Linked DNA regions of Homo sapiens: region 2 is linked to region 1. Evidence: chromatin loops called from intact Hi-C (ENCODE). Cell type or tissue: dorsolateral prefrontal cortex. All regions are shown on one strand. Links, peaks and the distances in the headings refer to the core of each region. The heading gives the core; the rest is flanking DNA.

The links. Peaks named below come from ENCODE experiments on the same cell type or tissue, not always from the same donor. Only the 100,000 strongest peaks of a DNase experiment are listed, where the experiment ranks them.
Region 2: it touches region 1 in a loop (4-fold over the local background); 3 of 110 quality-filtered maps call a loop at or near these places.

The regions. Positions count from the first base shown.
Region 1 is chr16:84,266,513-84,282,384 of GRCh38, forward strand. No RefSeq gene overlaps it. Among named protein-coding and RNA genes, the nearest start is that of WFDC1, 20 kb to the right of the region's middle. In dorsolateral prefrontal cortex, for the core only: CTCF peaks have their summits at 10,916 (motif pointing right), 11,129 and 12,905; DNase peaks (open chromatin) are centred at 10,929 and 12,659; H3K27ac peaks cover 842 bases; H3K27me3 peaks cover 514 bases.
Region 2 is chr16:84,346,338-84,361,692 of GRCh38, forward strand. No RefSeq gene overlaps it. Among named protein-coding and RNA genes, the nearest start is that of ATP2C2, 15 kb to the right of the region's middle. RefSeq lists an enhancer at 13,669-14,868. In dorsolateral prefrontal cortex, for the core only: no CTCF peak of the experiment used is centred there; DNase peaks (open chromatin) are centred at 10,514 and 11,104; H3K4me3 peaks cover 598 bases; H3K27ac peaks cover 2,361 bases.

The sequences.
Region 1 (15,872 bases), core at 7,873-15,872:
ACTACATTTCCCAGCCTCCCTTGCAACTAGGTGTGACCATGTGACCACATTGTGGCCAATGGGATGTTAGTGGAAGGTCATGGTGGTGGCATCTGGGGATCTTACTGGCTGGCAGGCAAGTGCCCTCTGCCCCTCCCCTCTCCACAGTGTCTGTAGCTGTCCCCTTGGACCCAGAGGACGAGTTCAAACGTTAGAGAAGTGGAGCCGAACTGCCATCTAGCCCCAAACTGCTAATGTTTGTCCATTTGTGTCCAAGTAAACCAAACGACTGTCCAGTTTAGGTCACTTATTTTAGGGTCACCATTCCTTGCAGGCAACCCCAATCCTAACTGAGGAACCAGGCAGTGACAGTGACTAACTGTACGTCAGGTTCTCTCTCTAAACTTGTTAACCCTCGAAACAATCCTATAAAGCAGGGCTCTCCTGCTCAGATGGATTTGCCGCCCAGGGGACAGCAGGCAATGCCTCGAGATGTGTGGATCATCCTGACTGGGGAGGAGGTTCCACTGATAGCCAGAGGGTAGAAGCTGGGATGCTGCTATACATTCTATGATGTTTGAACAGCACCCACAACAAAGAATAATCTGTTTTCTCAGGTCCACAGTAGTGAGGTTGAAAAGCTCTGTTGTATTGTTTTGTTTAAAACTAAGAAAATTAGTTTGATCTTACAAAAGGCTGAAGTCACTTGCCTGTGATGACAAGACTTGTAGGTGGCAGATTGGGATTGAGACCCAGGCAGTCTTTGTCTAGAGGTGAGGGTTGATGTGCACCAGGAGGCAAGGCATGGGTTGCCTTCAGTATCTCCCCAACATTCTGCATGCTCTCACCTCATCCAGAGGAGTCTGACAGCTTCGGGAGGTCCTGACTCTGCCATTCCCTGGATGATTGACCTTGAGCTGGTCACATTCCCTCTTGGAGCCACAGTTTCTTCTGCTCTACAAATGGAGGGGGTGAGGAAGCCACATCCCTGTTGAGAGTATTGGTGGGCCCAGTGCAGCGCCTCTACAGTATGACATTCACTGGGCCATAGGTCTCAGAGCCCCCTGCTGTCCAGGGTTAACCCTTTGGTTGTCAGACCATAGGCAGTCAGGGGCGAGGGCGCAGGGAAGCTGGGCACTTGGGATGCAGTGGGAGAGGCTGTTTGCTAATTGGTATGGAAGGGTGCTTTCACCTGTTTGGGCTACATGGCCATTCTGGTACACATCAGCCACGTGTCAGCATGGGCAGAGAGAAGTAGAAATTGCTGAGGTCAGGGAGGGAACCTGGCCTCATTTGGAAGAAGGAATCTGAAGAGCCAGTCTCTCCTTCAGCGTTCAATGTGTCCAGCTCACTTTGGGTTTAAATAAGTTAAAACACATCCACAATTAAGATGAACTGTCTACAGAGATGAAGGGTGAGAGGTGACGCCTGCTGGGCATGACCCACCTTAGACCTGGAGATTTGCTAGAAGACTCTCCTCCCATGGCTCTGTGGAAGGTGCATTGTCATTTGCCCCTATTCTCCAGATGAGGAAACTGAGGCCCAGAGAGACTTAATATCACTGTCAGGATTCTGCAGCTGGTAGGTGAACTCAGGAGTTAATTTACAACCACCCATTAGAAGGCACGTGGGTGGGGTTTAGGGGCCTGAGGCCATCCCAGATTTGTGCCGTTAGGCAACTCCTAACACCCAGAAAACAACAACAACAACAACAAAACCTGGACAAGGACCTAGCCTCAGTGTGCATTTGGCTCGCCAAGGTCACTCATCTGGCCTCGGCACACAAATTGCTCCAGGGCAGAGGCAGACACCTGGCATTTCTATTTCCTGCCACCTTCTTCACCTTGACCCCAGGAGACCCGCCTGCCTTATCTGTACTCCCTGGCTGGCGCCCTGTGTCAGCACCATCCCTGGGGTCTTTGTGCCCCCAGCCCCGTCCCTCGCCACTCCAACGTGTCAGGCAGGGTTAAGCCACCCCCGGATTATGGAGGTGCTAATGATTTGATATCTCAGCCAGGGATTTAACTGATCTCCTAGCTCAGCTGGAAAAATTCCCTCCCTCAAATAGCTGTTTTATCTTTTAGCTCCTGCCGCCACTTTAATCACACTAAGTCCTCATCAGATGCCACAAATGAGAGATTTAAAAAAAAAAAAAAAGGTAAGAAATTGGGACCAGGCTGGGTTTTCTCTCTGGACTCTTTGGAACACGGTTGCATATTATCACCCTCCGAATCGTCAGCTTTCACCTGGAGATTAAAGGGAGTCCCTCAAGACCACTTGAAATGAACAGTGTGGCACACAGCAGCTTAATCTCCTCAGTGTCATGAAATCTGGGTTTTATGGGGCATCGCGCCCTCCAGCCTCCCATTTTCCTTCTCGGGCCATCAGTCCCCTTCGCTAAAATGGTGCTCTGGGAAAATTCATGCCTCCACAAAGTGGCTAATGGACCGTGAAGCCATTTCAAAACGTAACTAGAATGCCACGTGTGCAAACATTAACCTTCTGCATTAGGACACCACTGACTCGATTCAGGGCTTTACAGGTTCCAGGAGCTTGTAAAGTGAATGCTTCTGTTTTTACTTCTAATATAAGCTTCACTTTAGTAAAACTGGAAACTTTTTAACTTTTAATATAAATTATAAATATGTATATATATTTTTACCTTTATCACAAACTTGACCTTAATAAAATTGAAAAACCAGAAGATAACACAATATAACTAATATGTGATTCAAAGAGTTTCTAGAGGCTGGGTGCGATGGCTCATGCCTGTAATCCCAGCATTTTGGGAGGCTGAGGCGGGTGGATCTCCTGAGGTCAGGAGTTTGAGACTAGCCTGGCCAACATGGCTACTACTAAAGATATAAAAATTAGCCAGGCGTGGTGGCACATGCCTGTAATCCCAGCTACTTAGGAGGCTGAGGCACGAGAATCACTTGAACCCGGGAGGCAGGGGCTGCAGTGAGCCAAGATCATACCACTGCACTCCAGCCTGGGTGACAGAGCAATACTCTGTCTCAAAAAAAAAAAAAAAAGTTTCTAAAGGCCGGGAGTAGTGGCTCACGCGTGTAATCCCAGCACTTTGAGAGGCCAAGGTGGGTAGATCCCTTGAGGTCAGGAGTTTGAGAGCAGCCCTGTCAATAATGTGAAACCCTGTCCCTACTAAAAATGCAAAAATTAGCTGGTATGCTACCATGCCTGGCTAATTTTTGTATTTTTTGTAGAGATGAGGGTTTCACCATGTTGCCCAGGCTGGTCTCGAACTCCTGACTCAAGCAATCCACCGGCCTTGAAGTTATACACCCTCTACATGTATATGTATGTTATACTTTCATTTAAAAAAATTCTTGAAGTCACCACACTGCACCTGGTCAGTGTTAGACTGCGCCCTGTTGTGTTATACTCACCTGTCTTGTACATTTCTGTCTGGCCTCACCCCACAGGCACGCACATCTGTGACTTCTGGAATAGATGATCTTGAGAGCATTCCCTAACTGGAATATCCTTTGTTTCTTGTTTCTGCTGCCTGAGAACAGGTCCGGGTCAAATCATTCACGACTGTAGCCCACATAGTGGAGATGCATTTTACAGCCATTTGTTTAAGTGGGTCAGGTCCCTTCTGTGCCCAAGCCATAGTCCACGCAGGATGGTGTACACACATCTGGACGGAGTCACTTCTCTGGTCTCCTTCACCTGTCCCCAGGACTCCAGGGCCAGCTGCTCCGGGTGAGTGGAAGACATCAGCCTGCCCCACCCCCATGTTCCCCAGCCAGCAGGACCAGGGAGCAACACCAGATGGGCTGCAGACACAGAAGGATGAGACTGGGAGGCGCAGACAGTTGTGTCTCTGGACAGTGTGGGGATGCAAGCGTGGTGTGGACTTGGGGCGCAGTTGATGACGTGGGGAAAGTCAAAAGGAACGATTGTCCTCTTGGCTGGTCCAGAGTTAAAAAACTGGCAGCCAACGATTGACCATCTTCTTTTGTGAGGTACTTTTATTTAATCCTCACGAGAAATCTGGTACCTAGGAATCACCTTCCCTACTTTTCAGATGGGGAAACTAAGGCTGAAAGATGAACCAAGCATAACAATGATTTGTGATAGTCTCACGATCCTGTGGGTTGGCTGGGGCTCAGCTGGGTCGTCTGCTGGTGTCACCTGGGCCCAGCCACACAGCTGGGAGTTTGTCAGCAACTCCACTGGGTCTGGAACGTCCAGGGTGGCCTCGCCCATGAGGCGTCTCCACAGAGCATCTCATGGTTTAGTAGTCCTGGACTTCCTCACAGCATGGCGGCCGGGGTCTGAGAGAGGAGATGAGAGCTGCTGTCTTCTAAGGCCTGGGCTCCCTGAATTCTATTGCTCAAGGCAAGTCACAAGGCCAGACCAAGGAGAGGAGAGAAGAGCACCGATTCTTGGTGTCCGGACTGGCAGGCGCATACAGGATTAGGAGGAATTTTCGGTGGCCCTATTTGGAGACAATCTTCGAGGCAGGCGATTATGATGCAGAAGTTAGATGCTATGATCAGAGCACCAGCCGTGTGAGAGCTCAGAGGGGGAGGCAGCAAACCTTGCCTGGTAGTGGAGAGCTTTCTTGAGGAAGTGTGGACTCATCTGGGGTGTCTCTAGAGTGTAGTGGTAAGAGGAGGACTCTGGAGTCAGACTGCCTGGGTTCAAATCTCTATTTCAATTGCCAAGCACTTGGGCCAGTTACTGGAGCTCTCTGCCTCAGTTTCCTCATCTGTACAATGGGCATAACAATAAATCCTACTTCGCAGATCATAAGGATCCAATGGCATTTGCCTGTGAAACATTTAGCACTGTGTCTAGCACATGGTAAGTTCTCAGATGTTCACTGTTGTTGCCATTATTACTGTTAATGATGGTGATGATGATGTTGATGAGGAAGATGAGGATTGTCCAGGCTGAGAGGGATAGGGAAGAGTGTTCTGAGCACAGGGAACAGTCTCTGCTCAAGCCAGGAGCTGAGAGAACCTGTTGCTTGGAAGGAATGGAAAGGAAGCCCATCTAGTAGAAGGGCAGAGTTTGGAGAATGGTTGTCACAGTCTCGAAAGGTAGGTTAGGGACCGGGTTAATGCCCCATTGCTAGCCACAGTGGAAGGGCTTGGAGAGAGCAAGGGTGGGGATGGGGCAGCCAGCATGGAAGTGAGAGAGAAGAGGGCTGGGACTTGTTGGTGGCAGAGAGAGTGGGGTAGCTTGGGAGAGCATGAGAGCTACAGGAGAAGCTCAGCATTTGATGGGGGTGGGGGTGAAGGCAGGATCCTGGATTCCTCCTGGGTTTCAGGTCTAGGGGATGGAGTAGATCCTTCAGGAACATGGACAATACAGAAGGACCAGCTTTGGGCTGGAGATTGGGAAGATGTTGTGTTTGAGGGACCAGCGGGTCTTCCATGAGGGGACAATTGAGACAAGAATGAAGGCCATTCCTTAGATGGAACAAAGAAGAGCAGTGTTCTGGGTCAACAGAACAGCATACGTGTATGCCTGGAGGCTAGGGGGGTAGGATCTGTTCTTACAATAGAGACGGATGTCATGTGGTGGCAGCACATGGGATTTGTGTGAGGAGCTGGAGAGGGATGAAGGATGAAGCTGGTGAGTCAGGCTGGTGCCAGGGTATAAAGGACCTTGAGCGCCCTGGAATCTGTACCAGTCCTGTGAGCCAGAGATTGCCCCCTGAGACTTTTAAGAGTTTTAAAAAGGGAAGTGATGTGAGTGAGTCTTTTTTTCTTTTATTTATTTATTTTTTTGGAAGGGGACCAGAGCACAGAGGGGCCCCACTGGTGATGGGAGAATTTAGTGCTAATGCTTTGAACCGGGATTACCAAGCCCTCGTGATCAAGCAGCTAAGTCAATAGCTGTGTGTGGGGCCAGACATCAGGTGGGGAGTTTATTAAATATAGATATTTGCTGATAAGATAAGATGATTACAGAATCTGGTTCTGAGGATTAGAGGTGCAAACAGCCTGTTGACTTCTGTCACTTGGTAACAAAAGTCTGTCAGGAAGGCATAGAGCAACCTCTTTAAAAACAGATGGAAAATATTGATCCAGCTCAGTCTGGTAGCCACATTTTGAGGAATTTTACATCTATCCTTCCTTCCATCCATTTACTTCCATTTCTTTCCATATATCCTCCATTCTGTCACCTTCTATTCTATCCCCTCATCATCTATCTTTCCTTCCATCCATGTATTTCCACCCACCTATCCTTTGATCTACCCATTTTCTCTTTCATTCATTCAACCTTCCATCCTTCCATCTAACCATCCTCCCATCATTCATCCATCCACTCATTCTTCCATTTGTCCATTATTCTATTGATTCATCTTCCATCTTTTTTAATCAACCTATACATTCATTCACCATCCATTTATTCTTCCATTATTCTATCCTTCTATCATTCCATCAATCCAACTTTCTATCCTTCACCACCCATCCTTTAATCCATCCAAACATCCTTCTATCTGCCTATTCTTTATCTACCCACCAATCCATCCATCCATCCATCCATCCATCCATCCGTCCACCCATCTTCTCATTTTACTCATCCTGCTGACAACCTGTTTTGCCATCCATTAACCCTTTAATCCATTAATCAATTTTCCTTCCATCCACCAGTTTTCCATCTATCCATCCTTCCATCCAACCATCTACCCATGGTTCCATATTTCTTTCCATAGCTCCATCCTTCCATCCATTTTTCTATCCACACATCCTTTTATCTTCCCATCCATTCACCAGTCTTCCATCCATCCATCATCCATCTGATATTTGAATACCTACTCTATTGCATGTTCAGCTCTAGGCACTGAGGAATCACTAGTGTACAAGGTAGGCGGGGTCTCTACTCTCTTGAAGCTGACCTTGAGCAGGAGACAGGCAATAAACAAATCAGACAGGAAGATACAAGAGTGACAAGTGGCTGCGGAGAAAATCATAATAGGGCAATGAGAGTGACAGGGTCACCCTACCATTAACTAGGACAATGGGGAAGGCCTCTCTCTCTCTCCAAAGAGGTGACATTTAAGCTGAAACTTCAATGATAGGAGGACAGGTATGCACACATTTTTTTAAAATAGGGGAAGACAGCGTTCTAGATGGAGCATTTACTTCATACAGCAAGTGAAAGGACTTGGTCCAGGCATGAGTTTGGTGTGTTTGAGGGACACAAAGAAGGTGATTGGGGCTGGGAAGGGGGATTGTGGGGAAGAGTGGCGAGGAGTGAATTAGAGGATGGAGTCAGATTTTGAGCCTTGTACATCAAGGTGAGACAAGCAAACTCAGACCCTCTTGCCCTCCTCCTTTTTTTTTTTTTTTTTTTTTTTTGAGACAGAGTCTTGCTCTGTTGCCCAGGCTGGAGTGCAGTGGTGCGATCTTGGCTAGCTGCAAGCTCCGCCTCCCGGGTTCACGCTATTCTCCTGCCTCAGCCTCACGAGTAGCTAGGATTACAGGCACCCACCACCATGCCCAGCTAATTTTTGTACTTTTAGTAGAGACAGGGTTTTGCCATGTTGCCCAGGCTGTTGTTGAACTCCTGACCTCAGGTGATCCACCCGCCTCGGCCTCCCAAAGTGCTGGGATTACAGGCATGAGCCGCCATGCCTGGCCATTGCCCTCCTTCTTATAAGGACCTTGGTCATGACATTGGGCCCACCTGGATCACGCGGGATCATCTTCTCGCCTCAAGATCTTTGACTTAATCACATCTGCAAAGTCCACACTTGCGCATCTGCCATGTAAGCTAACCACAGTAGCAAGATGGACCCAGCCTCTGGAAATAAGGATGGGGACATCTTTGGGGGTCATTCCTCTGCCCATCGCAGCCTGGGTACTATCCCATGAGACTGGATTCCTGCAGCAGCCCCTGACCCCTGCCAGCCCTCCTGGCTTCCACTGCTGAGCCCACCTTCCCATTCGTCACCCAGTTTTCAGAGTTGCCTTTCTGGAAAATAAATGTGATCAATTTCTGGCTTAAATTCCTTCGACGGCTTCCCCTTGGCCACAGAATCAAGTTCTAGCTCTTTAGCACGTGCCTGAGCACAGGGTTCAAGCCCTTGCTTGATTTTTTGCTACGTCTGTGACCCTGAAGAAGTGATTTAAACCCCTCAAGTCTCAGTTTCTCTAGTAGGCGCTCTGAGGCCAGAGGCCCCTTCAGGACTGAAGGCCTCAGCCCCTCAGCTACTGGGAGTGCTGCTGGCAGCCGCGGGCGCTCGGCCACCAGCCTGCTTCAGAAAATCCCTTGACTGGCATTGTGGATTGACATGTGTCCCCCAAGAAAAATATGCTGATTTCTGACCCCCAGAACCAAAGAATGTGACCCTGTTGGGACATAGATTTGTTGCAGATGTAATTTGTTAAATTAAGATGTGGTCGTACTGGAGCGGGGTGGTGTCCTCATAAGAAGCTAGTGTGTGAAGCCAGACACTTGGGGGAAATGCTGCGTGTAGGCGGATGTGGAGATCTGAGGGATGTGTCCACGAGCCCAGGAACACCAAGGGTGGCTGGCTGTCCCCAGAGCCAGAAGAAGGTCCTTCCTCAGAGCCCACAGAGGGAACCAACCCTGCAGATGCCTTGATTTCCTATGTCTGGACTCCAGAGTGATGAAAGAATACATTTCTGTTGTTTAAAGCCATTTGTTCTGTGATACCTGGTTATGACAGTCCCAGGAAGGAAACGTGGGAAGAGGCTCATAAATTTCATGCCACCCTCTCCAAAAGTGGCCTGTATCCCATGACTGGCCAGTGTGGGGAGGTAGGTGGCTGGGTGTAAGGCCCAGCCCCCTCGCCCAACCCCAGGGCACCCCAGAAGGCTCTTCCAGCTTCAGAACCCACCAGGAGGTTGGCTGAGGCTCTCCTTGAGACTATGTCCCAGCCAACTTCTTCCCTGGGCTCCTACTCCCTTTCCACGGATGTGGCCCCAAGAGCATAACCTGATAAACCTCCTGCCTGCAGATCTCGAACCCAATCTGGAAATACTCTTTCCAGGGAATAGACGAAAGCTGCCCCGTCTCCATTTCTTCATTTGCAAAAAGGAACTAATGAAGGAGGCTGCATTACAGAGCTGTCCGTCCACTGTGAGGGTCAACAGGACCATGTATAAGACACCACAAGATCAATTGCTCTGTGTTCCACAGCTGGTCTGTTAGCACAGGGCGTGGGGCAAAGCTCCGGTAATTCTTGGCTTACTGGTCTCCTTCCCCCTACAGCATGAACCCCTTAAGGTCAGCAACTATGTCTTCTTTTATTCATTCAATTCACTCATTCATTCCATTTCACCTCCTCCCATTCATTCATCCCATTCATTCACTATATCTCGTGATTCATGCAGTTCTGTGGTATTTATTCACTCTAGGCCATGCCTCTGATTTTATCATTCTATTCATTTATGACAGTCCGTTTCACTCCATTTTATCCACCTCATTCCTTTTCATTTCCTTCATTCTCTGTATTCTGCTTATTCAGGTATTTATTCCACTCTACTTTGTTATTGAATGAAAGCCACATATTCCATTCTATGTGCCCACGGTGTGCCAGGCACCGGGGCTTAGTTCTAGACTGTTGTGAGGTTGCATCCACTGGCTTTTAGGGCAGAAGGTAGCACCTGGTTTACCTGCTCAAGTGTGTGTGTATGTGTGTGTGTGTGCATGGGTGTGTTGGGCACATGCATGTTGCTTTCCCAGGACAGGGAGGGGCTGTGCAGGCCCATGCTCACTGTTTCTTGGTTTCTTCTGCTTTAGGGAAAGCTGTGTGTTGCTGAGGCCGCAACTTGGGTATGAACCTAGGTCAAGATACCTAGTACCCACAGGGGTCAGATTCTAGTCCTTGGCCTCTCTGAAGCTAAATAAATGTGATTAATTGAACTGACTCAAAACAAATGGTTTTGCAAAATCTTGGAAAACAGTTCCATTCCTTTTGGTAGGTCAAATACTTCTCCTGTAATCCCATTTCAATGCTAGAGAGTTACTTTATCATGTTATATATGTGAGCTGTCATTTATAGAAAAATGGGAGAGCAGACGCAAGTAAAAAAGGGAGGATTCCTGATGTCACCCCCTAGAAATAACCAAATGCTAATGTATTAATGTGTATTTCTTCACATTTTCCAATGGACGTATATACATTAAAATATGTGTTTTTTGCTGGTGGCTCATGCCTGTAATCCCAACACTTTGGGAGGCTGAGGCGGGGGGATCACCTGAGGTCAGAAGTTAGAGACCAGCCTGGCTAACATGGTGAAACCCCGTCTCTGCTAAAAATACAAAAAATTAGCCGGGCGTGGTGGTGTGCGCCTGTAATCCCAGCTACTCGGGAGGCTGAGGCAGGAGAATCCCTTGAACCCGGGAGGCGGAGGTTGCTGTGAGCCGAGATTGCGCCATTGCACTCCAGCTTGGGCAACAAGAGCGAAACTCCATCCCCCCCAAAACAAAACAAACAAACAAACAAAAACATGTTTTTTGCAAAAACTGAAATATATAATACATTATGTTGTATAATTCATTTTTATCACTTAGCAATACATTACGAGCATTTTTCCAAGTCAATAATTATGTACCATTTCAATAGGGGCATAGAATTCCATTGCCTAAATCTATATAATTCCATAACCAATTCCTTAAGATTGAACATTTGCCCCCCCCCACCCCCACCCCCATGTTTTATGATCATAAGCTACATCCCCGATGGGCATCTGTGAATGTCATCTTCTTCTGTAGTTGTCTTTATTGTTATTTCGCTTAGCCAGTTAGGTGGAGATGACAGATTAAACTCAAACCAGCTCTGTTCAAATCATGACAAATTTCATTTTATAAAGGGAGGAGATTAACCAGGCCAGTTAGCTTGGAACTAGGCAATGTTATATACTCTGTAGTTTAAATAACTCACTTCTTCCCTTAGTAGCATCTGGATGCTTCCAGCAGGGGGCGCTGTGAGCCAGAGCCTCGTCAGGCGCGGACGCTCTCAGATGCCTAATTCCGTGGTGGGTTGCAGTCCCCTACCTGGGGCCCTAGCTGTCTCACTGTCTGTTGGCAACTCCAGTTCTTTCTTTATTTCCTTATTATTATTATTTTTGAGACAGAGTCTGGCTCTGTCGCCCAGGCTAAAGTGCCATGGTGTAATCTCACCTCACTGCAGCCTCAACCTCCTGGGCTCAAGCAATCCTCCCACCTCAGCCTCCTGAGTAGCCGCAATTACAGGCATGTGCCACCATGCCCCGCTAATTTTTTAAATTTACAGTAGAGATGGGGTTTCCCTATGTTGCCAGGCTGGTCTTGAACTCCTGGGCTCAAGCGATCTGCCTGCCTTGGCCTCCCAAAGTGCTGGGATTATAGGCATGAACCACCGCGCCTGGCTTCTTTCTTTCTTTTCGCTTTCTCTCTCTCTCTTCTCTTTTTCTTTCTATTAATTCAATTATGCTCACTTACATCTACCCTGGACCAGTTCTCTCAGATTCTGCTAAATACACTTATCAAGGTAGCAAAAGCTAGAGTACTATTGTGGCAATTATCCTAATACCTTTTAAAAGTTTCACCATTTTAAAGTTTTTAGCATTTAAGATTTTCCTTTGAAACCTCCTTTCATTTAGGGAGTACAGTGTTAGCCAAACTAATGATATACAGGTGGCTGTCCTGTGGCCATGAGAGGTGTGGATATACCAAACAGAAACATGTCCACTGTTCGGGAAAGATGTTGGTTCTGGTAATGCCTCTTAGTATTGGGCTCTGTTAATTTTATAGATCTTAATTCTTTTCTGCTCCCCTGACTTAGAGACATGATTTGCTTAAAATGCAGGTAACAAACATCAGAGTCGATAGGAGCTTGCCTTGTGGGAAGGACTGATGTGATTTGTGGATGGAGATGATAGTGATGAATTTCCTAGTTTTCACTGGGCTGTTTTTCTTTTCACGGGTAGTCATTTTTGATTTGCGCAGCGCTCCTGTGCGGCAGGCGTGGTTATTATCCCATTTGATGGGGAGGGAACTGAGGCTCCGAGAACTCACACACTTGCCTCAAGGTTCATTTCTGGGAAGCAGCAGGGCTGTGGCTTGAACACAGGGCCGTGCACCTCAGGGTCTTTGCACCTGCCATGCCCCCTGCCTGGATATGCCTTTACTTCTCTCTGCAAGAGAATTCCTTTCCATCCTTCCAGTCTTGACTAGGACGTCAGCTGCTCTGGGAGGGCCTCTCTGGCCTCCACCCTACGCAAGCCGTTCTCATCGCTCGCCACTCTGTTTCATTTTCTTCATAGCACTCACCACTGTGCGGGATTATCTTGTTCATTCATTTCTTTCTTGTTTACCGTGTGACATCCCCACCCCCCAGCAGAATGCAAACTAGTGCATTCTAGTGCATCCCTAGTGCAAGGGAGCAGCGACCTTGTCTCTGACCTCTCTGAGTCTCAGTACCCAGCACATGGCAGATGCCCAGTAACTATTTACTTAATAAATGAATGGAAAATTTCCGCCATCACTTTTGAATCTATCAGCTTTTGATCCAGTTGGGATGGAAAGGAAGAAGAAAGGCAGAGAGGAAATAAAGATGGTAACCTTTTTGATGCGGGAGGGCATGTATTTTGCAGTGAATACACGTGCTGGTCCTGAGTCTGCTGTCGCTTCTTCCCTTCCCCCACTCCTGCTCTGCAGGACATCACAAGGGACTGCCTCTTGCAAGCAGCGTGTCCCTGGCTCTCCTTCTGTCACTAGGCTCAGCCAATAGGCAGCATTGTGGGGAGTCTGAAGGGGAGGAAGAGGGAAGCCAGGGCATTTCTCCCCATCTCTCTGGACAGGTCTCTCCTTGGACGGGGTTTCTACCAGTGGCCATGCACCCTCCGTGGCCCCAGCTTTACTGGGCAGGCTACTGTGATTCCAGCTTCCTCCTGCAGCCCTAGATCCTGGGTGGTAGAAATGCCCCCTCCTCTGTTTGTTGCTCGCCCTGCAGATGGGGCAGTGCTTCTTGCCATTCATCTCTGGGTTGCCTGGTCATCTCTTATGTGGTTTCTTGGCCCTTCTGTTCCTTGTATAGCCAATTCTCTGCATTAATCTCCTCTGTTTTCAATATCCAAGATTGTTTCCATTTTCCCACTGATTAATAAAAAACCTGTGCCTTTGTTATTAGAAAAATGAAAATATAGGCCAGATGCAGTGGCTCATACCCATAATCCCAGCACTTTGGGAGGCCAAGGGGGGCAGATCACCTGAGGTCAGGAGTTCAAGGCCAGCCTGGCCAACACAGTGAAACCCTGTCTCTCCTAAAAGTACAAAAATTAGCCAGGCATGGTGGTGGGAGCCTGTAGTCCCAGCTACTCAGAAGGCTGAGGCAGGAGAATCGCTTGAACGTGGGAGGCGGAGGTTGCAGTGGGCTGAGATTGTGCCACTGCACTCTAAGCTGGGTGACAGAGCAAGACTCCATCTCAAAAATAAATAGATAAAATAAAAAATAAGCGTTAGAGAAACCATGGGAGGCCTGTTCTTGAGGAAAGGGAAAGGCTGAGCAGGCGCGTGGGCCTGAGCGGGGGCTGTTGCCTTTCCCACAGGCCTGCTGTGTGTGAGCCCCACATGCCCGGCCAGGCAGCGGCTGGGAGCTTGAGTTCTGGATTTATGCGCCCATCACGCTGTGATTTATTATAGGACAGCTTGTTTTTGCAAGCGATAGATTTATTTGCACCAGGCGCTGCATAATAAGGATCAAGGACTCTTTCTTTCTCTCTTTTTAAACTCCTGCCATGCTAACGTGTTCCCCAAGGTCCCTGCCAGGATGGTCATCGGAGAGCTCAGTGTGCTCTACTGTCCCATGGATCACTCCAAGCTGTCACTGACCTCCAGGAAGGAAGAACGAAGGGTTCCATGCGGCGTCTCCATGCAGGTCGTGACAGTGGGGCCCGTGGTTGAATGGCATCCAGTTGAGTTCCTGATCTCTCTTGGGTGGGCTCCTGGCTCTGGATGGCTGCGGATCATCAGGCAGGTCAGTGTCCTGAGCTCTTAGGTAACAAGGGATATTCCCAGGAAAAGGTGGCTCAGCTCAAGCTGAGGCTTCCCTTCCCTGCCAGGGCAGCTCTGTCACTGTTCTCCGGAAAGCAGGTTGGCCAGGTGCATAAGTGGAACTGGGTTCACATCCCAGTCCCACCAGGTGGAATCGGGCAGTGTCTTCACCTCTCAGCCTTGGTTTCCTCTTCTGTTAAGTGGGGTCACAATAGTAATCGGCACCTCAAAGGGCTGGTAAGAGGACTAAGGAGAGACCTACACACAGGGTAGGGCACACAGTAGTTGCTCATGAAATATGAGTCACTCCACTCCCTTTTCCCTTCTGCTTTCACAGCTGCTCATCAGTCTGGCTGGATGAGAACGTGATGTGTATCAGTCAGGATGTAGTTGGTGGTCAGCAAAAGCTCAACTCAACTAGCTTAACCCTAAAGAAGATTAGTTTGTCCCATGTAACAAGAAGTCCAGAGGTAGGCTGGCTCCGAGATTGACTAAATTCAACAGCTCAGCGATATCACCAGGGACTCAGGATCGTCCCCCACCCCGCCCGTCCCCCCACTGCCAAACGCCATCATGTCAGTGTTGGCCTCACCCTCTGATTGGCCTTCCTCACAGTCACAGAGTGGCTGTTGCAGATCTGGGCATCGTATCCCTGCTGGGTAAAGTCCAGACGTGCACCTGAACCATCACTTTCCTGCATCTCTGAGGTATGAGGACCACTTTCCCAGAAGCCCCTAACCTGACTTCCCTCCCACCTCATTGGTCCAAATCAGATGACAGACTGATGCCTGAACCAATCACCAATAAAAGGGGGAAGGAATACCTGGTTGGCTCTTGGGCAATCAGCCACCATCACCACTAAGGAGGGGCTTGCTTTGAAACTCTGCTGTCACTGCCCTTCAATTTCTCCTCTCATCTCTGGATCCAGCAAGAGCCGTTCTGCCCCTCAAGACCCTCATGAGTTTAGAGTCCAGCAGGGATTAGAGCCAGGGGCAGGTGTCATGGAAATTCCTTCCACCATGGCCTCCACTTACTTGACTGGCCGGCTTCCTCTCTTCTGTGGGTTTAGAAGTCACCCGCTGGACACCGCTCCTTCCCGCCCAGTCTTAAGGGGGTTGTCCAATTCCCTAACGTGCCTAAAGTCACTTTCCCAGGCTTTCTTAGGCTTTTGTGTCCTTACAGCATCGGTCTTCATGATCTTTGCCTTCTGACTGATGGCCCCCTTCATGACGGAGGGAACCCGCTGACATTTTGCCCAGGTCCCCTCGCCTACCAGGACCCCTACCCGTCATCACCAGGGCCCGCCATGGGGCATCCCCAGAAACACAGGTGGAGCTGGTGTGTAGGAAGGTGGGAAGCAGTTACTTTCCTGGAAAGTTGGTGTACTCTGGGAAGAGCTTGTGAAATTGCAAGCTCACCTCCTGGGAGACGCATCAGCAGAGGGGGATGGCCTGACGTCCAGCTTTTCTAGACTTACAGTTGGTTATTTGTTAATGACATTCCTGGCAAGTGACAGCTTTGAATGGTTCTGCCTGGATCAGCTTTTATGAAGCCAACACCAACATCTTCCTGGATCGTCTGACTTTGACCTGCCGCAGAGGACCCTGAGCCCCCACCCAGCCCACCACAGCGGGGTGGGGGGATGAGCGATGGACTGACAAAGCAATGACATTGGGGGGCTGGAGCTCACTTTTCTTGCCCTGACCTGGGGTGTGGGGTGTGGGGCGTGGAGTCCTCAAATCGGTTTCTTCTAGCAGGTCCTTTTTTTTTTCTACCTTATTTTTTCATGGAAGTAAAACTCAAAAAGTTAATCAGTGTAGGTTGGGCGCCGTGGCTCCCACCTGTAATCCCAGCACTTTGGTAAGCCAAGGCGGGCGGATCACTTGAGGCCAGGAGTTTGAGACC
Region 2 (15,355 bases), core at 7,356-15,355, 79 kb after region 1:
TTTTTATTTTTCTTAAACAGGATCTCACTCTGTCACCCAGGCTGGAGTGCTGTTGCACGATCTCGGCTCACTGCAACCTCCGCCTCCAGGGTTCAAGCTATTCTCATGTCTCAGCCTCCAGAGTAACTGGGATTACAAGCACGCCAACACACCCGGCTAATTGTTGTATTTTTAGTAGAGATGGGGTTTCGCCATGTTGGCCAGGCTGGTCTCAAACTCCTGACCCCAAGTGATCCGCTCACCTCAGCCTCCTAAAGTGCTGAGATTATAGGCATGAGCCACTGTGACCGGCCTCAATCAGTTTATTCTTTGTGCATGTTCTGGCTTCTTCTCCAAAGGATGCTGAGGACTAGTCCTGAGCAGTCTTGTCCTGCAGTTAGATGCATTGGCCCTGGAGCCCACCGTCAGCAAGTAAGACCCGACTCTTCCTCTCATTGCCCAGGTGACCTCTGTGCCTTGGTCTCCTCTTTCATAAAATGTGTGCGAATAATAGCACTTGCTTCACACGCTGCTCATGAGGAGCAAACCAGCTAAGGTACAGGAACTGCTTAGAATGGTTCCTAGTGCATAGAAAGCGTTCGTTAAGGCAAAGATGTCCTGTTCTTACCAAAACGGCGATGTCTGTTACCAAAACGGAGATGGCCGGATCGCTAGGCTGCCATAGGACCCCGGGAGTGAGATCACAGCAAGTCACTAGGAGTCTGTTGTGCAAGGGAAGGGCTGGGAGAGAACAGAAGGAGACTGGGGGCTTCTTTTACAGCTTTGGGGAGTGCAGGATTAAAGAGGGGCTCAAAGGGTGCCCTCAACCTGAGGGCTCCAGGCAGAGCAGGCGTCTCCGAGGTGGGGAGGCTGCAGGCGGTGACTTGGCAGGAGGTGGTGAGGACTGAGCTTGGGTTGCCCGGAGCAATGCTCCTGAGATGCCCCACAAGCAACCCCTGGGGACCTGCTTCCCAAAACCCCGGAGAGGACGAGAGGGGGCCCACTAGCTGGAAGAGCTGAGATGCCTCCAGAAGTCTCTAGAATGTTCTGTCCTCCCCAGGCCCAGTGGGGAGACGAGAGACTCAAGCAATTGAGGAGTGTGGGGTTCCCCAGACACCCGGGAAGGCAGAGGGTCAGGAGGTCAGGGCTGGGTTCTGAGCAAACCCCAGTGCCACCGTTGTCCCAGGTTTGATTGTCCCCAAGCCTCAGGAAACCAGTTGTGTACTGTGATTTAAGTAGGACATGGGGCTGGGCACAGTGGCTCATGCCTGGAATCCCAGCACTTTGGGAGGCCAAGGCAGGTGGGTCACCTGCAGTCAGGCATTTTGAGACCAGCCTGGCCAATATGGTGAAACCCTGTCTCTAATTAAAAAAAAAAAAAATAGCCAGGCATGGTGGCACACACCTGTAATCCCAGCTACTCGAGAGGCTGAGGCAGGAGAATCGCTTGACTCCGGGAGGCAGAGGTTGCAGTGAGCCAAGATCGCACCACTGCACTCCAGCCTGGGGAACAGAGCAAGACTCTGTCTCATAATAAAAAATAAATAAATAAAAAGGACATGGGCTCTCAAACTCTGTCTAGCAGAGGGATAGACACCTTGTCTCCTTTATACTCATGCACGAGGGAGACACTGAAACCTCCCCAGTTGTCCATCTTAGCAAAGAAAACTCATAGGCTTTACACCTTGGGAAGGACAGAAATTCCAACTGAATAAGGCAACGAGTTATGAAATGAGACGGCTGATCCAAACGCAGACATTTCAGAGGTTCATGATATGAACTCAGGAGGTTGGTTTGTTTGAGACAAGGTCTCGCTCTGTCTCTCAGGCCGGAGTACAGTGGCATGAGGAAAGCTCACTGCAGCCTCGACCCCCCAGGCTCAGGCGATCCTCCTGCCTCAGCCTGCCAAGTAGTGGGAACTACAGGTGCAATCACCACGCATAGCTAATTTTCTATGTTTTGTAGAGACGGGGGGTCTCGCTGTTTTGCCCAGGATGGTCTCAAATTCCTGGGCTCCAGTGATCCTTCCACCCTGGCTTCCTAGGATTACAGGTGTAAGCCACTGCACTCGGCCAAGATATTTTATTTTAAAAAATTTTTATTTTATATTTATATCAGCTAGCCCTGACCACTGGAAAGGCCTAGAAAAAGTAGTCGCCTCAGTAGCCTAACACACCAATTATGGTCTTGAAATGCCGTTTCTCATTTCAAACACTAAAATTAAAAAGCACGGTGTCTTGGAGAAATAGCTGACTCCAGGACTGGAAAGGTGCCAGCCAGTGTACAAGACAAGGCTGAATTATCTTATTACACCAGATAGCAAAGAATTATGCCAAAGAACTCAGGGCCAATCCGAAGTCATTCCCACCAGCCAAAGCTGTGTGACCATGTGAGCTTCAATATGAATAATATTTGCAATGGATGGAAATGCACCTATGTTTAAACTCACGAGTTCACAAATGTATTTTTAAAACTTGCATATGTACATGTGATTTAAAAAAAGAAAAATAAAAAATATAAAGACTATCTGATCACTTTCAGAGGATGATGAGAAACCAACATGTTATCTTGAAAAGTGGCTAATAAAGGGAAGGAATCCAGCAATTCTTCTGCCTTTCCTGTACCAATCGGTAACAAAATTGCAGATGAAGAAATGCCTCTTTTTATAGAAGTATTCCAATCAATAAATTTAAAAGCAATGGTGGAGTAGTACAGTTTTGCAATCCCCAGTGAGTTAGTGAATCTAGGCTTTGAGCAACGACAAGTACATTACAAAGAGAGACGCTCCCCAGGCATCCTGAGCCTCCTGATGCAGGAGCACAGAACCAAAGCCATCCATCCAGAGGCTGGGCAACCCTCTGGATCCCAATTTGCAGGGAATAGTGAGGACAGAGGGATAGGCAGAACGGCACTGGGAACATGCAACCAGCAAAATCCAGACTGTGGCCAGGCATGGTGGCTCACACCTGTAATCCCAGCACTTTGGGAGGTCAAGGCGGGCGGATCACCTGAGGTTGGAAGTTCGAGACCAGCCTGACCAACATGGAGAAAGCCCATCTCTACTAAAAATACAAAATCAGCCGGGCTTGGTGGCACAGGCCTGGAATCCCAGCTACTTGGGAGGCTGAGGCAAGAGAATCACTTGAACCCAGGAGGCAGAGGTTGTGGTGAGCAGTGATCGCACCACTGCATTCCAGCTGGGCAACAGAGCGAAACTCCGTCTCGAAAAAATAAAAAAAAATCCAGACTATAGGAGTGCACAGGTCAAACGGCCAGGATTCTTCAACAGATAAACTGTAAGCAAGAAAGATGGATCGTGTGTTAGACAGAATAATGGCTCCCAAAAGATGTCCATGTCCTAATCCCCTGAACCTGGGAATGTGTCCGCTGAAGGGTAGAAGGGGCTTCCCAGGTGCGATTGTGTTGAGGATCCTGAGATGGAGAGAGGAGCCTGGATTAGCCAGGTGGGTCCAATGTCATCACAAGGATCCTTATAAGGGTTGTAGGTGGGGAGTGTGTGCGGTTAGAGTCAGAGAGGAGAGGGGATGACAGAAACTGAGTTCAGAAAGATTGGGGGAGGGAGAGAGGGAGGAAGAGAGATTTGAAGATGGAGGAAGGGGCCATGAGCCAAGTATCACAGGCAGCTTCTAGAAGCAGAAAAAGACAAGAAAACAGATCCCACCCCCTTCAAGTTTCCAGAAGGAACACAGCCCTGCTGACACACCTTGCACGTCGACTTTGGCCCAGTAAGACTGTTTTGGATATCTGACCTCTGAAACTGTAAGACAACCAACTTGTGTTGTTTTAAGCCAGTAAATGTGTAATAATCTGTTACAGCAGCAACGGAAACTAAGACAGATGGGAAACCTATAGGCTAAAGACAAGTAACAGACATGGCAAATTCACAAAACGGGCACAACCAAACCAGAGTGTGTAGGCAGGCGAGGAAGGGATGAGCATGTGAATGTCACAGTCAGGAGAATGGCCACATTCGGAGGAGGGTGCAGACTGCGGGGCAGGGACAGGGCCTGCGGGGAGCTCGCAGGGATGGGGGCAAAGTTCCTCTTTGTCCTGGCTGCTGGCTTCTAGGGTTCATTAAGCTGCACCTTTGTTTGGGGTGTTCCCAATGACTGTTTGAGTTTACATTTAACAAGGTAAAAATAGTAACCGTGGCAAGGACAGTTTTAGGGTGTAGAATAGGACCTCTCTCTCTCTCTCTCTGCAGCTGTACAAGCAGCAGCAACATTTTCTTCTGATCTGAGATTTCTTTCAGCAGCAGCAGCAGTAGCACACAAATCAGTGCAGAGAGAAAAGAAAGGCCGGTCTTCAGAGCTCATGACTTACATTCTGCAAAGAGGTGGGCAGAGCAGGCTCACCCTCAAATGGAATATGGGGTGTGCAATATTTTGTAAAAGCCCAGCGTAAAAATGTAAAGCCCAGTGCGGCAGATGAGCCAGGCACCCCCTCCATCCCGCACCCATTCATCTCTCCTTGCAGAAGGCTGCCTCCGGGCCGGTGATGCAGGGGCTTATGCCTATAATCCCTGCACTTTGCGAGGCTGAGGAGGGTGGATCACTTGAGGTCGGGAGTTTCAGACCAGCCTGGCCAACATGGTAAAACCCCATCTTTACTAAAAATACAGAAAATTAGCCAAGAATGGTGGCAGGCGCCTGTAATCCCAGCTACTCGGGAGGGTGAGGCAGGAGAACCACTTGAACCCAGGAGGTGGAGGTTGCAGGGATCCAAGATCACGCCACTGCGCTCCAGCCTGGGCGACAGAGTGAGACTCCATCTCAAAAAAAAAAAAAAAAGAAGTCTGCCTCCTGAGGTCATATGAGACCGGGACACCCTGCCTGAGGGCTGCCTTTCTGGCTGCAGAAGCAGGCCCAGCCCGTGTACCTCATGGCAGACCAGAGGCGGTGCCTGAGAAGCAGCCCTCAACCTGGGAGGGATGGAAGTTGGGGATCAATACCCCAGGCTCCCCACCCCTTGGTAGGGATAACTCTGTGTTCTATACCATCTCACAGACATCCCCTGCAACACTGAGCTCCTATTGCCCATAGTGGTGACGGGCTCAGTGATGCTCCCTCTGTGGGGAGCATAATTCACGCCAGGGTTACCTCCCAAATATACCCGCTTGCATTCAAATCTTCCTCTCAGGATTTGCCTCTGGGGAACCCAAAACAAGGCACTAAAAGTATAATAAGATGGGAGGAGATGGTTAATATATATATGTATATAAATGTATGTGTGTGTATACACATATACATACATATATACACACATACATACATATATACACATATACATACATATGTATACATACACATACATATGCATATATATATGTAGAGACAGGTCTCACTAATCCTCTAAGGTAATCCTCTCACCTTGACCTTTCAAAGTGCTCGGATGAGAGGCATGAGCCACCGCACTCAGCCAGATGATTAATATAGAACACCTAGTCACAGAGAACCTCTGTGGCCTTTACCTGGCTGCTTCTACCGCCACCACCGCCCCACTCCTAGCTCCTCCCACAATATATGGCACCTGATGGGCACTTAGTAACTATTTTGCTGCATGGGCAGGTGGATGGATGAAAGACAGTGACTCCCCTCCCATTAGAGAAGTTGAGAAAGGCCGGGTGCGGTGGCTCATGTCTGCAATCCCACCACTTTGGGAGGCCAAGCCGGGCGGACCACTGAAGGTTAGGAGTTCAAGACCAGCCTGACCAATATGGTGAAACCCCATTTCTACTAAAAATGCAAAAATTAGCCGGGTATGGTGGCATGCACCTGTAGTCCCAGCTACTCAGGAGGCTGAGACAGGAGAATCACTTGAACCTGGGAGGCAGAGGTTGCAGTGGGCTGAGATTGAGCCACAGCACTCCAGCCTGGGTGACAGTGTGAGACTCCGTCTCAAAAAAAAAAAAAAAAAAAAAACAAGAGAAGTTGAGAAAGACAGATCTTTCCTCTCCCTGCCCCTATGTCCTGACAAGGCTGCTGGCCAGGTGAGGGTGGTGGAGCTTCTGGCTTACTGGCCACCCTCACCTCAAGTTCCCTTGTTTCCTTCCCAATTTCCAAACCTGAACCTCTGCCCTTCTCCTCTTCATTATGTGAGGTGCTGATCCTTCCACTAAATTCCCTTTTTTGCTTTGCTTAATAGAGCCAGAGTCAGTTCGGTTGCTTGTAACCAGGCGATTTCCAACTGATACTGCCAGGTGAAGCTCAGCAGGTACGGAATGTTAAATAGAGCATTGAGTGTCCTGACAGCTAAGACACAAGTCCAATGTGGAGAAACTCTATCTACCCAGGGCTTCTTCAGGGCCAGGTAATACTCACGTAGCCTTCATCACCATCTGTAAGGTGTGTGTAACCCTTTTAGAAATAAGAGAGCCCAAGGCTCCAGTACATGGCCCAAAGTCCCAAAGCCTGGAGGAAGATCAGCTGGGGTACAGTTCATCATGAGAGAAGAGAGAAACAGTTTTTATGTTTTTTTGTTGTTTTTTTTTGTTGTTGTTGCTGTTGTTCTATTCAGCCAGATGTGGTGGCTCAGGCCTGTAATCCCAGCACTTTGGGAGGCCAAGGCGGGCAGATCACCTGAGGTCAGGAATTCGAGACCAGTCTGACCATCATGGTGAAACTCTGTCTCTAGTAAAAATACAAAAATTAGCTGGGCGTGGTGGTGCACGCCTGTAGTCCCAGCTACTCAGGAGGCTGAGGCAGGAAAATTGCTTGAACCCAGCAGGCGTAGGTTGCAGTGAGCCAAGATCATGCCACTGCACTCCAGCCTGGGCGACACAGCAAGACTACATCTCAAAAAAAAAAAAAAAAAAAAAAAGTGATATCGTATGATGCTGGCCAGGTCCTGAGAAATAAATGGAATTGTATTTTTAAATGAAAACACATTTATGAAACACTTAAAACATTAACAAAATAAACAAACTAATGCAATAACTTCAGGAGGGTAGAATTTTCACAGGGGAAGTGGTTGTTTTTGGGCATCCCAGTTCAGCATTCGGGTTCAAGGTCGTAAGCAGCCTTAGGCTGGGAGTTTTCGCCTGACCTCATGTATTCTGGGCCCATTCAGTCCTTAGCAGCCCTGAGTGGGGGGCAGTATTCTCCTTCCATTCCAACTTGTGAGAAATGAGGCCGGGCGCGGTGGCTCATGCCTGTAATCCCAGCACTTTGGGAGGCCGAGGCGGGTAGATCACCTGAGGTCAGGAGTTCGAGACCTGCCTGGCCAACATAGTGAAACCCCGTTTCTACTAAAAATACAAAAAGTAGCTGGACATGGTGGTGGGCGCCTGTAATCCCAGCTACTCAGGAAGCTGGGGCACGAGAATTGCTTGAGCCCAGGAGGCGGAGGTTGCAGTGAGCCAAGATTGCGCCGCTGCACTCCAGCCTTGGCGACAAGAGCGAAACTGTCTCAAAAGAAAGAAAAGAAATGAGGCTCAGGGAGTGGCGCAATTTGTCAAGAACTCCCAGAAGTCACAGGTAAAGTAAGCATTGACCCAGAGTGAATTTAGTTTTCTAAATGTCCATGCCTACCCTCTGTTGAAAGGGTTCCCACCCTGTGTTCTCCCTGGCCTGACTTGGCCCCAAGGACCCATGGAGGGGCCTGAAGCTCCTGGGCTCTGGTGAGCAGCTCTCAGTGGCGGGACTCCCACATGGGCACCAAGGACCCCTTCCCCAGGCAGGACCCAGCAGTGCAACCATGGGCACTCACAACCCCCTTCAGTGTCTTTGTGGGGGTTGGAGAAGGGGGCCCCATCTTCTGCCATCAGCATATGCAAATCACAACCGTGTCAGTGGCGCTCCCTAGAGATCCACCAACCTGCCCAAACACACCTGGGCCCTGCTGGATTTATCCAGCACTTCCTTGGAGCCAGGCAATACTTGTGTAGCCTTCATGACCGCCTGTAAGGTACATGTAACTGACCCGTTTTAGAGATGAAAGAGGCCAAGGCTCTGAGGGTAAGATATATGGCTTAAGGTCCCAAAGCATAGAAGGGATCAAACTAGGGCCCTGGAGCTCAGCCCCACACTGAAGCTTTCCCATGGGAGGGTGTGACTCGAGGCCCTTGTCTGAGGACAGGCAGAGGGCCACCTCCAAAGGCGTTGCCTGCAGACCTGGGCCAGGAGCACGCTTGCTGCAATTCCCAGCCCTCATTTCAGCATCAATCAGGAACCCCGAATGTTGTGCAACCACTGCTGCTCTCCTAGGCAGCACGTCTCCAACCCCTTCTCCTGCCAGGACTCTGCTCAATCTTTAGCGCTGGCTCTGAATCACCTCTTTGGAAGCCTTCCTTGAGCCTCACCTACAGGTTGCCTTTGTGTCCCCACTGTGCCTGCACATGGTGTCATCATAACATGTGCCATGTGGTTTTGCTCCTCCTCTGGATTGAGAGCTCTTAGATGGTAGAGACCCTAAGTCATCTCTCTGCTTGACATCTAGCGTGGTGCAGGCAAACAGTAGGTACTCAGTCCATGACTTTTGAGTCAGTGAGTGATCAGAGGGATGAGGTTGAGTCTCCTTCCTAAGTAGGCTGAGAGCTTCCAGGGAGGGACCTGAGAGTCATAATTGCCCTCATCTGTCCTGATCCCCAGTCTTCCTCCATGCCTAGCAGTAGGGGCTGGTCAAAATAAGTTTGTGGTTGGGTGGGTGGATGGATGGGTGGGTGGAGGAGTGGAGGGGAGGGTGGATGGGTGAGTGGGTGGGTGGATGAATGGATGGATGGATGGATGGATGGATGGATGGATGGGTAGGTGGATGGATGAATGGATGGGTGGGTGGGTGGATGGATGGATGGATGGGTGGGTAGGTGGATGGATGAATGGATGGGTGAGTGGGTGGATGGATGGATGGGTGGATGGATGGGTGGATGGGTGGGTGGACGGGTGTGTGGATAGGTGGGTGGGTAGGTGGATGGATGAATGTATGGGTGGGTGGGTGGATGGATGAATGGGTGGATGGATGGGTGGATGGAAGGGTGGATGGATGGGTGGATGAATGGGTGGGTGGATGGGTGGATGAATGGGTGGATGGATGGGTGGATGGGTGGATGAATGAGTGGATGGATGAGTGGATGGGTGAGTGGGTGGATGGATGGATGGGTAGATGGATGGGTGGATGGGTGGGTGGATGCGTGGGTGGATGGATGGGTGGGTAGGTAGTTGGATGAATGGATGGGTGGGTGGGTGGGTGGATGGATGGATGGGTGGATGGATGGGGTGGGTAGGTGGATGGATGAATGGATGGATGGGTGGGTGCACAGGTGGGTGGGTGGGCGGGTGGTCTAGCTGGAGGCAGTGCAGCATGATAGGAGTGCAGGTTCTGGCATCTGACTCCTGGGCATCTGACTCTAGGAACACAGAACCTGGCTTTTCATCTTCTCTTAGCTGTGTGGCTGTGATCAACAGACTCAACCACCATGTGTCTCGGATCGTGTCTCAGGTCAGGTTCCACAGAAGCAGGTCCTGAGACAAAGACTCACATGCTGGTGATTTCCACCCAACCCGCCAAGAGAGTTTTACTCTGTCACCCAGGCTGGAGTACAGTGGCACAGTCACAGCTCACTGTAGCCTGGAATTCCCAGGCTCAGGCAATCCTCCTGTCTTAGCCCCCTGAGTAGCTGGGACCGCAGGAGCACACCACCACACCTGGCTTATTTTAAAATTATTTGTAGAGATGGGCTCTCCCTAGGCTGGTCTCGAACTCCTGGGCTCAAGCGATTCTCCTGCCTCGGCTTCCCAAAGTGCTGGGATTACAGGTGTGAGCCACCATCCCAGGCCACATGCCAGTGATTTATGAAGGAAGTGCCACAACAGAAACTGGCAAGGGAGTGTAGGAACACAGTGCGGATGGGTACAGTTTTAGGCCAAGTCCCAGGCCTGGCCTCACCCCATTGGGAGCTGTGAAGGGCGAGTTATGCCTCTGCCTTGTCCCACCAAAGGCTAGAACCTCCTGCCTCGCACTTGCCGGTTGCCTGGGGGTGAGAACGTTTCCAGGCACTTCTGGTCTTGCGTGTCCAGGCAAAGCAGCCCAGGAGCCCAGACCTGGCCTTCAAAAATCTGTAGGTGCTGGGGGTTATTGAGGAAGCCCCAACACTGAGGGAGGGGGGCACCACACGGGGAAAACGGGTCTGAGGGGATCTGGGTGGGTACCACATTGTTGGCTACAATTTCCCCTTCTGCAAAATGGTGAGCGCAAAATGCTGAGCGCAAGCAAATTGTTACAAGGATGAAGTGAGGGCAAAATCTGAGCACAGGGCCCGGGGGCAGGTCAGCGGTATCGCTGGCTCACACTGGGCTATTCTTATCCTCCCACAAGGTCCTCTGGCTCTCATTAAATATTTGTTGAATGAATTAACCAGCTTTCCTACTGGTTTAACTGGGTTCATGGGACCCGCCCCTGTACCGCCCAAACTGTTGATCAAAAGTCCCTTGGTGTCCAGGCTGGCTGGTAAAAATGACAGCCAGACCCAATGCAAAGAGCCAGCTGCGGCATCCAGTCCCATCACCATGGGAGCTCCCCAGGCTTCCCGGGGTGGGCGCCTGAATGTAGTCATTGTCCCTGGGTTTTGGCTCCCTTCAGGTTCACTGGGGCCAAGGCACTCTGCCGCCTCGGGCCAGGGCTCTCTTGTTCATTCAACACAGTAAACATTCCATTCAAGCCCCTACTATGTACCAGACACACTTCCAGGTGCTGGGAATAAAGCAGGAAAGATAACAGATCTCAGGGAGCTGGCAGTCCAGGGGGGGCACGGGCAAAAAGCAAACAGACCAAGTCAGTGGTAGAAGGGCTTTGGGGGAAAATAAAGCCGAGTAAGGAATGGAGAGAGACAGAGGTGTGTTTACCTTTGTATTTTCAAATAATTACAGATTTCCAGGATGTGGTCCAGGGTACTCTTCACTTGGCTTCTTCCCATGGTTACATCTTACATAACCACAGTGCCAAATCTAAGCCAGGAAACGTGTGCAGCTACAATGTGAGCACAGCAGTCCCTTGGTATCCACGGCGATTGGTTCCAGGACCCTGTCTCCCAGGACAGCAAAATCCCAGGGTGCTCAAGTCCCCCAGTCAGCCCTCCCAGTATCCGCAGGCTCCTCAGAAACCTCAGACGGAGGGAGGGCCACTGTGTGTGGTTTCTGAGTCATTTTTTCACTGTATAGATTCATGCAGCCACCCGTACAGCTAGGGAAGAGAACGATTCCATCACGCCTAGGTCCGCCTTGCACAACCTTTGTGGTGACATCCACACCACCCCTAACCCCAGCATCCACTCATGTGTTCTCCTTGTCTATAATCTTGTCATTTCAAGCATGGTATGAAGGAGAATCACACGGTATGTGACCTTTTGAGATCTGAATATATTCTTCACCGGATTCCCCAGGTCTGTGTGTTCTCTCTCCCCCTCCCTTTTCCTCTCCTCTTCCCTCTCCTTTACCCTGAAAATCTTCAGGGTGCATTTTCAGAAAAAAAACAGGGACATTCTCTTACATAACTAGAGTCCAGTGATCAAAATCAGGAAGTTCACACCAGACAATACAATTCTCTACAGACCTTATCCAAATTCACCAAATGTCCCACTGATGTCCTTTACAGCAAAAGAGAAAGACCTTTTTTCCCCCAATCCAGGATCTGACCCAAAACTGCAAGTTGCATTTGATTACCATCAGGGAGCTCTTTAGTCTCCTTTTTTATTTATTTATTTTTTGAAATGGAGTCTTGCTCTTGTTGCCCAGGCTGGAGTGCAATGGCACAATCTTGGCTCACCACAACCTCCACCTCCCAAGTTCAAGCGATTCTCCTGCCTCAGCCTCCCGAGTAGCTGGTATTACAGGCAGGCGCCACCACACCCGGCTAATTTTGTATTTTTAGTAGAGATGAGGTTTCTCCATGTTGGTCAGGCTGGTCTCGAACTCCCTACCTCAGATGATCCACCCGCCTCAAAGGGCTCCCAAAGTGCTGCGATTACAGGCATGAGCCACCGCGCCTGGCCTTATTTTATTTTATTTTTCGAGACGGAGTCTCACTCTGTCACCCAGGCTGGACTGCAGTGGCATGATCTTGGCTCACTGCAACCTCTGCCTCCCAGGTTTAAGCTATTCTCCTGCCTCAGCCTCCTGAATAGCTGGGATTACAGGCACCTGCCACCACGCCTGGCTATATTTTTGTATTTTTAGTAGAGATGGGGTTTCATCATGTTGTCCAGGCTGGTCTTGAACTCCTGACCTCAAGTGATTCACCTGCCTTGGCCTCCCAAAGTGCTGGGATTACAGGTGTGAGCCACCACACCTGGCCTTTAGTCTCCTTTAATCTGGAACATTCCACAGCCTTCCCTTGACTTTCCTAGCATGGTTATTTTTGAAGAATCCAAGCCAGTCAAACTCCAGAACGTCCTGCACCTCGGTGTGATGCACGTCTTGCTGAGATTCAGGCTCAGCCTCTGCAGGAATGCCCCAGACGCGGCACCGTGTCCTCCTTTGCGAATCATATTGGGGGCACATGATGTGTCTCATCCCATTCCTGGTGATGATCATGTTGATCCCCTGGCAAGGTTGGTGTGTGCCAGGTTTCTCCACTGTAAAGTGACTGTTTTCCCTTTGCAATGAATAAGTCTCTGGTAGGGACATACTTTGAGAGCTTCAAATATCCTGTTTCTCATTAAACTTTGACCTGCTTTGTTTTCAGAGCTTTTAATTGAAGCGAAACTTAGACCTAGAGAAAAGTACACACACTGCAAGTTCCGCTCAATGGGTGATTACAAAGGGAACACAGTGGCAGGGCAGTAGGAGGGTGCGCTTTATGTGGGGTGCTCAGGGAAGGCCTCCCTGAACGGAGGGTAGCAGGGAAGAGCTGGGGGCAGAGCGTGTGTGGCAAAGGGGCATGGGAAGTACCAAGGCCTGGAGGCAGCATTCAGCTCAGCTCGTTTGACGACCAGGAGACCAGGGTTGGGGCAGGAGGAGGGGAGTTGACAGATGGGGCCTCTTGGGGCCAGAATAAGAAATCTAATTGTATTACAAGGGTGATGGCAAGGTCTTCACTCGGGTTCTCCACGTTCCCGGGGTCCCCCAAGGTAACCCCAGGAAACAGTTGTGGAGGAGTGGTGAAGGGAGGCATCTCACTTCACAGGGGGTGCAGAAGCTGGGGCGTCTACCCATCCCCTGGGGTCAGTCATGGGGGAATGCCGGGAAGTGAAGCGGGGAGTTAACATGGCCTTATTTCTGGCCCAGGTGCCAAAATAAAATCCCTCAAGCAGAGAGCCTCAGGTGTTTGCAGTAAGCAGACCTTGTTGAGGGTGAGTGGAGAGGGGCTATGAGCAGCAGCTTCTGCTACAGCAAGTTATGCGGGGCTTGAAATGGGGAGGTATGTGCTCTGACGTTCACTTTTACCACCTCTCTGTGTTACTGAGAATCGACTGTGGGAGGGGAGGCTACCACCACCCTGTGCCCTTGCTTGGAGGGGATCCCAAGCCCCTCTGAATTCCTCAACAGGCAACTGAGTCTGGGGAACAGGCTACACCGGACGAGGAGAAAGGAAGATCCGGCCCCAGACCCCCTGTGCACTCTGCCCCTCCTGCATTTCTAAGAGCTGCTTTCCTGAGAACTGACCTCACCCCTTCAGGCACAACCTCACTTGGGAAGCCCACGGTTCTAGGAACTTGCAAAGAGAGAAACTGCGAACTTTGAATTCTATTGTATCCAAAAGCCAACGAAAATCATAGATTTAACTTCCGATCAGGCTTCCCAGTTAAAAATATTCATTCATTTTCCATTCAACAAGTATGTCTTCAGAACCTATTTTAAAATAGATTTGTATGGAGACACAATCCAAACAAAATTCACCATTTAAAAGCGTGATTCCGTGGTTTTAGTATATTCGCAAGGTCATGCAAACCCTCCCTCTAATTCCAGAACATTGCCATCACCCAAAGAAGAAACACCAGCAGCTCCCAATGCCCCCTCCCCGCAACCGCTGACGACCACTCATCGGCTTCCTGTCTGTGTGCAGTTGCCTGTTCTGGGCAGGTCACCTGAGTGGCGTCACACAGGATGTGGTTTTTGTGACTGGTTTCTTTGACGTGGATCATGTTTTCCAAGCCCATCCAACCTGTCGTGTGGATGAGTGTCTCATTCCTTTCTATGGCTGAACCATGTCCCATCCTCTGGGCATGCCACGTGCTGTTCACCTGCTCTCTGTTGGTGGACGTTAGCGCTGTTTGCATTCAGCGCCCTCTTTTAAACTCGTAACTGTGATAAAGTTGCCATCACTTTGGGGAAACCGTGGGTGCAGTGGGGCTCCCCGCTGCAGGAGATCTCACTTGGTCCAGGGATCAGAAGGGGCCTCTCTGGAGAAGCGACAACTCAGTTACAACCTCAAGGATGCGCAGGAGCCGGCAGGGTGAGATTTAGGGGTGCTGGGGCCTCTGGGGCATGTTCCAGACAGAGGGAAGAGGTCAGGCAGAGGCTGGCAGGGAGAGAGCACATACCTGGGGCCTAGAGAAGGAAGGAAGTTTCGAATGGCAGAAGTGGAGAGATGGAGAGAGAGTCAGGCATCAGGGCTACAGGGCCCTGGTGTGGCCTATGAAGGAGTCTGGATTTTAAACCAAGGGGATGACCTCATCTCTTGTGAGTTTCAAGATGCCAGGACAGCCACAGTAAAACTGGGACCATCTTGGCCAAATCAGGGTGGTTACCTCCGTGAGTGACCGTGGCAGGCACAAACTGGTGAGTTTAAACATGGAAGGCCCTGGGCCTCTTTGCTTTGGATCGCAGTTCTCTTGACTCTGAGTGACAGGCCTGGATGCTTTTGAATTTTTGAAAGGAGAGTAAGTTTGGAAAGGGAGTCACATTTCCAACTGTGTGACATTCTGGAAAAGGCAAAACTTATAGAGACAGTAAAAAGATCAGCGGTTGTCAGGGGTCCAGGGAAGTGGGGGATGAATTAATGGCACTCAGAGGGTTTTTAGGCCAGTGAAACTAATCTCCATGACACTGCCATGGTGGACCCGTGTCATTATGTCATTTATACATTTGTCATAACCCACAGAATGTACGACTCCAGGAGTGAGCTCTACTGTAAACAATGGACCGGCCGCACGCGGTAGCTCATGCCTGTAATCCCAGCACCTTGGGAGGCCGAGGTGGCTGGATCACGTGAGGCCAGGAGTTCAAGACCAGCCTGGCCAACATGGCGAAACCCTGTCTCTATTAAAAATACAAAAAAATTAGCTAGATGTGGTGATGCACATCTGTAATCCCAGCTACTCAGGAGGCTGAGGCAGGAGGATCACTTGAACCCAGGAGGCAAGGTTACAGTGAGCCGAGATCGTGTCACTGCACTGCGGCCTGGGCAACAGAGCAAGACTCTG